Regions from separate parts of the Homo sapiens genome. Here region 2 is linked to region 1. A link is an interaction called in ENCODE POLR2A ChIA-PET data of the cell type or tissue named here. Cell type or tissue: Panc1. All regions are shown on one strand. Each heading gives the region's core, and the rest is flanking DNA. Links, peaks and the distances in the headings are about the cores only. Region 1 overlaps ESRRA (estrogen related receptor alpha). Region 2 holds the start of EFEMP2 (EGF containing fibulin extracellular matrix protein 2).

Region 1 (2,899 bases), core at 245-2,744:
GGTCAGGAGTTCGAGACCAGCCTGGCCAACATGGTAAAACCCCGTCTCTACTAAAAATACAAAAATTAGCCGGGCGTGGTGGTGAGTGCCTGTAATCCCACTACTTGGGAGGCTGAGGCAGGAGAATTGCTTGAACCCGGGAGGCAGAGGTTGCAGTGAGCTGAGATCATGCCACAGCACTCTAGTCTGGGCAACAGAATGAGACACTCTCATCTCAAAAAAAAAAAAAAAAGGACTTACAGGCATGTCTGCTCTTAAAAGTCACTAATTTTTTTCTCACTCAGGAAAGCTTATCAGAATTTGGGGGAATGAGCAAGATGCTGACATTAAGCATTGCCTGGGAAGGGCCTATTATTTCCGTTATTTCTGCTTTTATGTAACCATTGGTTACTTTGGGGGCTATAACACGTATAATTAAAAAAAAAAAAAAAAAGGCCAAGTGTGGTGGCTCACACCTGTAATCTCAGCACTTTCGGAGGCTAAGATGGGAGGATCACAAGGTCAGGAGTTCGAGACCAGCCTGGCCAACATGGTGAAACCCTGTCTGTACTAGAAATACAAAAATTAGCCAGGTGTCGTGGTGGGTGCCTGTAGTCCCAGCTACTCAGGAGGCTGAGGCAGGAGAATTGCTGGAACCCAGGAGGCAGAGGTTGGAGTTAGCCAAGATCGTGCCACTGCACTCCCAGCCTGGGTGACAGAGTGAGAGTTCGTATCAAAAAAAAAAAAAAAAAAAAAATCTTGAGTGCTTACCTTGTGCTAGGCACTGTATTCTTTTATGATCTCAGTTAGTCCCCACAGCAACCCTATAAGGTGTCAGTACTGTTATAACTGAAACTAAGAGAGGCATTTGAAACTTTGTTGAAGTCTCACAACTAGGAAATGGCAGAACCAAGATTTGAACTTGGGTCAGTATAGGTCCAGAGCTGAGCTCTTCAATGTTAGACTGCTTCCTCTGCTTATTACTAATAACACCGAACTTTGGACAGACGCTGAATGACTGATTGTGACATTCCAGCACGTTTTTTTTTTTTTTTTTGAGACAGTCTCGTGTGGTCGCCCAGGCTGGAGTGCAGTGGCACGATCTCGGCTCACTGCAAGCTCCGCCTCCCGGGTTCACACCATTCTCCTGCCTCAGCCTCCTGAGTAGCTGGGACTACAGGTGCCCGCCACCACGCCTGGCTAATTTTTTGTACTTTTAGTAGAGACGGGGTTTCAGCGTGTTAGCCAAGATGGTCTTGATTTCCTGACCTCGAGATCCACCTGCCTTGGACTCCCAAAGTGCTGGGATTACAGGCGTGAGCCACTGCTCCTGGCCAGGTTTTTTTTTTTTTTTTTTTTTTTTTTGAGATGGAGTTTTGCTCTTGTTGTCCAGGCTGGAGTGCAACGGCCTGCAGTCGTGGTTCACTGCAACCTCTGCCTCCCGGGTTCAAGCCATTCACCTGCCTCAGCCTCCCAAGTAGCTGGGATTACAGGCGCCTGCCACCATGCCCGGCTAATTTTTGTGTTTTTAGTAGGGATGGGGTTTCACCATGTTGGCCAGGCTGGCCTCAAACTCCTGACCTCAGGCGATCTGCCCTCCTCGGGCTTCCAAAGTGCTGGGATTATAGGTGTGAGCCACTGCACCCCGCCAATCCAGCAAGTTTTAACTTGGCCAAAATCCACCAATCTTAAACTTTGTGCACCCTTCCCACTCTGAAGAACAGTGAGCCAGCCGGCCAGGGTGCGGGTATCTCCTACCTACCCTGGGGCCCCTCACTGTATGTTGACTATTGACAAATATTTATTGTGTGCTGGCTGTGAATAGGACTTGTATATTGAGCACTTAGGTGTCATGAACCATGCTGGATGTTTTGACCATATTATCCCCTTTAATTCTCACGACCCAACTCTGTGGGGCACTTTTACAGCTGGGAAACTGAGGGTTCAAGGGGTTAGGTATGGGACTTGCCCAAGGTCATAAAGGTATGTGGTAGCCAGAGTCCCTGTTCGGCACAGACCTGTTCTTTGCTGTCCTGGCCAGTGTTCCAGGCCTTGGGGACATAGCTGGGGCTGAAGCAGGGCTGTTTCTGCCCTCAGGCAGTTTACATCCTGGCAGAGGGGAGAGCTGGGCAACAGTGAGTTGCACAGACTTGTCTTATTACCGCTGTGGTATGTGCAGGAAGGGGAGGTGCTGGTTCTGAGGCTCCAGAGGGCTTGTCTTTTTTTTTTTTTTTTTGAGACGGAGTCTCGCTTTGTTGCCCAGGCTAGAGTCCAGTGGCGCGATCTCGGCTCAGTGCAAGCTCCGCCTCCCGGGTTCAAGCGATTCTCCTGCCTCAGCCTCCCCAATAGCTGGGATTACAGGCGCATGGCACCACGCACGGCTAATTTTGGTATTTTTAGTAGAGACTGGGTTTCACCATGTTAGCCAGGATGGTCTCGATCTCCTGACCTCGTGATCCACCCGCCTCGGCCTCCCAAAGTGCTGGGATTACGCTCCCGGCCTCTTTTTTTTTTTAGACAGAGTCTCACTCTGTTGCCAGGCTATAGTACAGTGGCACGATCTCAGCTTACTGCAACCTCCGCCTCCCAGGTTCAAGCGATTGTTCTCCCTCAGCCTCCCGAGTAGCTGGGACTACAGGCACACGCCCAGCTAATTTTTGTATTTTTAGTAGAGACAGGGTTTCACCGTGTTGGTCAGGCTGGTCTCAAACTCCTCACCTCGTGATCTGCCTGCCTCGGCCTCCCAAAGTGCTGGGATTATAGGCGTGAGCCACTGCGCCTGGCCTTTTTTTTTTTTTGGTACAGAGTTTCGCTCTGGTTGCCCAGGCTGGAGTGCAATGGCACGATCTTGGCTCACTGCAGCCTCTGCCTCCCGGGTTCAAGCGATTCTCCTGCCTCAGCCTCCGGAGCAGCTGGGATT
Region 2 (2,899 bases), core at 1-2,500, 1.6 Mb after region 1:
ACACCCCGGCAGTGCTGGCTGTCTGGGTCCCACTCATAGCCATCTGTGCATTCCTGGAAGGGAACCAGAAGTGGCCAGTGGTCACCCTAAGATCTCCTCCAACTGGCCAGGCCAAGACTAGGGCCTGAGCCTGGCCACCCTCCGGCCTGCTCCAAACAATGGCCCCCAGCTCTCCACCAGCCAGGGGAGGAAGACTTCCCCGGCAGCAGTCACCCTGGGTCCCGGTCTCTTCCTCCCTACCCTTCCTGTCCCAGGCCAGCGGCCCTCACTGTCCCCACCGTGTAGCTGTCGGGCTCTTCAGAATCCTGAGGAGAAGCTGATCCCAAGAGCAACAGTAGCAGCGCCCAGAGCAGTAGAGACCCGGGTAGGCAGGAGGCGCAGGGGAGCATCCTGGGGCTGCGAGATGGTGGACACGGGTCAGGGGCCTCTGCCCGCGGCACCTCAACTCCCTGTACCGGGAGCCCGAGCCCAGCCCCCGCCACTGCCCGCTCAGGACCGTGCTTGGGCCTCGGGGCCTCCCAGGGCTGGGGGCCGACTCCTCACAGGCCCAGGTCCCAGGCCCGGGTCCCAGGCCCACCCGCCCCGGCCACCCCGCCCCCGCCCCGCGCCCCTGCGGCGAAGGCCGAGGAGCGCGGGCCTCTGTGGGCGCTACGCTGCCGCGGACTCGGCCGAGACTCCGGCCCACGCCCTCCCCCACGGACGGTCACAGCCACTCACTTGGGCCCGCGACACCCCCGCGGCCCGCGGCTCTGGCGGCTCGGCTGGCTCGGGCAATGCCTGCGGGCAGACGGACGGGCGGACGGCACAGCTCCCTGGACGCGCGGCCCCAGGAAGCGCCCCCCGCCCGCCCGCCTGCCGCGGCGCGGCCCACCCCGGCGCCTCCGCCCGCCCTTCGGCGGATTCCTGAGCCAGCGCCAGGGGGAGGGACCCCGACCCCCCGCTTCTCCGCCCCCGGCCAGCCACAGGCCCCTACCCGGTCCCCCGCGGCGCCGCCAGGAGCCGCCTCCCGGCGCCGGACCAGGGTCCCCCAGTGCTCGATCCTGGGGCCCCGACCTTGATGCCAGGCCCCCAGACTCACCCGGGGGCCCCCAGACGCTCACCAAAAATGTCATCCTGCTCACCTAGGTCCTACCTAATCTGCGCCCCCAGAATTTCATCCTGTGCACCCACACCGTAATCCTGGAGCCCCCAGATTCTCATTGTGCGCCTCCCGAGATCGTCCTGGGTACCTAGAGCCCACCTAACCCAGTCCTCCAGACCCTCAATCTGCTCCCTGCAAAATTTTATTCTCTGCCCCAGACCGTCATTGTAAAAGATCCTAAAACTTCATCCAGGGTCCCCAGACCCTCGCCCAGGAACGAGAGGCTCCCAGGAGCAGAACTGTCCTTCTCGCTCCCTCCTGCCCTCCACCCCCAGGACCGTCTTCAGCCGGGTGGTCCTTTCACTACACACGGCCTCCCCCACACCCTCCATCCACAAAGCTACAAGTTTGGGGGCGAGGGCGGCAGTTCCCTTTTGGCACAAAATGAATGGAAGCCCCTGAGAAGGAGGGCAGGGCTGATGTCGGACGTGCGGGATGCCAGAGTCGGGTGCCAAGGCGCCTCCTCGACCTCCTCGCACCAGCGTCCCCCGCCCGGTTTCCGCCTCCGCCCGAAGTGGGGGCGTGTCCTTGGGGCGGAGTATGGGCGGGGCTGGCTCCCAGGAAGGGCGTGGCCTCTGTTTGCCCACGTCTTTGGGCGGGGCCAGGCGGGAAAGCACTGCGTGTCCGGGGATCCCCCGCCTGGGGCCCGCCCTTCCTTTCCCCTTGCCATCCCTGCTTATCCCCGCAGTCGCCCTCCACGTGACCCCGGGGAGGGAGTCTGCCGAGGAGGGGACGTGCTGGTGGGTCCCGCGGCGAGCGCCTGGGGCTCAGGTGAACTGCGCAGTGCCCGCTCCTCGCCACTCTGCCACCACCATCCCTCCCAGCTGCTGGGGCAGAAGGTTAAATAATAGCTCTTTAGGGGCCGGACGCGGTGGCTCAAGCCTGTAATCCCAGCACTTTGAGAGGCCGAGGCAGGTGGATCACCTGAGGTCAGGAGTTCGAGACCAGTCTGGACAACATGGTGAAACCCCGTCTCTACTAAAAATATAAAAATTAGCCAGGCGTGGTGGCGCGTGCCTGTAGTCGCAGCTACTCAGGAGCCTGAGGCAGGAGAATCACCTGAACTCGGGAGGTGGAGGTTGCAGAGAGCCCAGATCACACTGCTGCACTCCATGGGTGACAGAGGGAGACTCCATCTTAAAATAATAATAATAATAATAGGCCCGACGCGGTGGCTCACGCCTGTAACCCCAACACTTTGGGAGGCCAAGGTGGGCAGATCACAAGGTCAGGAGTTCAAGACCAGCCTGGCCAACATGGTGAAACCCTGTCTTTACAAAAACACAAAGAAATTAGCTGGTGTAGTGGCACGTGCCTCTAATCCCAGCTACTCGGGAGTCTGAGGCAGAATAATCTCTTAAACCCGGGAGGCAGTTGTTGCAATGAGCCGAGATTGTGCCATTGCACTCCAGCCTGGGCGACAGAGCGAGACTCCATCTCAAAAATAGTAATAATAATAATAGCTCTTTAAAACGAGAAAGACAGTAACAAGTGTTGGCAAAGATACGGAGAAACTGGAGCCCTCATGCACTGTTGGTGGACAATGGTCTGGCAGTTCCTCAAAATGTTATCACATGACCTGACAATTTCACTCCTAGGTATACATACCTAGGATAATTGAAAAGATATGTACACACACACAAATCTGTACGCAGCGTTTATAGCTGCACTATATATAAGAGCCAAATGCAGAAACAACACAAAAGCCGTCAACTGATGAATAACAAGATGCAGTACATCCACACAGTCGAACATTAT

The links. Peaks named below come from ENCODE experiments on the same cell type or tissue, not always from the same donor. Only the 100,000 strongest peaks of a DNase experiment are listed, where the experiment ranks them.
Region 2: POLR2A ChIA-PET joins it to region 1 with 11 read pairs; 2 of 35 experiments call an interaction of 5 or more read pairs at or near these places.

What each region holds. Positions count from the first base shown.
Region 1 is chr11:64,309,219-64,312,117 of GRCh38, forward strand. The region is part of intron 2 of ESRRA (estrogen related receptor alpha); the gene reads left to right. Among named protein-coding and RNA genes, the nearest start is that of ESRRA, 5.1 kb to the left of the region's middle. In Panc1, for the core only: no CTCF peak of the experiment used is centred there; no DNase peak of the experiment used is centred there.
Region 2 is chr11:65,871,966-65,874,864 of GRCh38, forward strand. It overlaps EFEMP2 (EGF containing fibulin extracellular matrix protein 2), which reads right to left and starts at 835. Exons shown (of 11, transcript NM_016938.5): 1 at 718-835; 2 at 279-396; 3 at 5-53. The coding sequence starts at 389. RefSeq lists a silencer at 1,838-1,897. In Panc1, for the core only: no CTCF peak of the experiment used is centred there; no DNase peak of the experiment used is centred there; H3K4me3 peaks cover 1,681 bases; H3K27ac peaks cover 1,502 bases.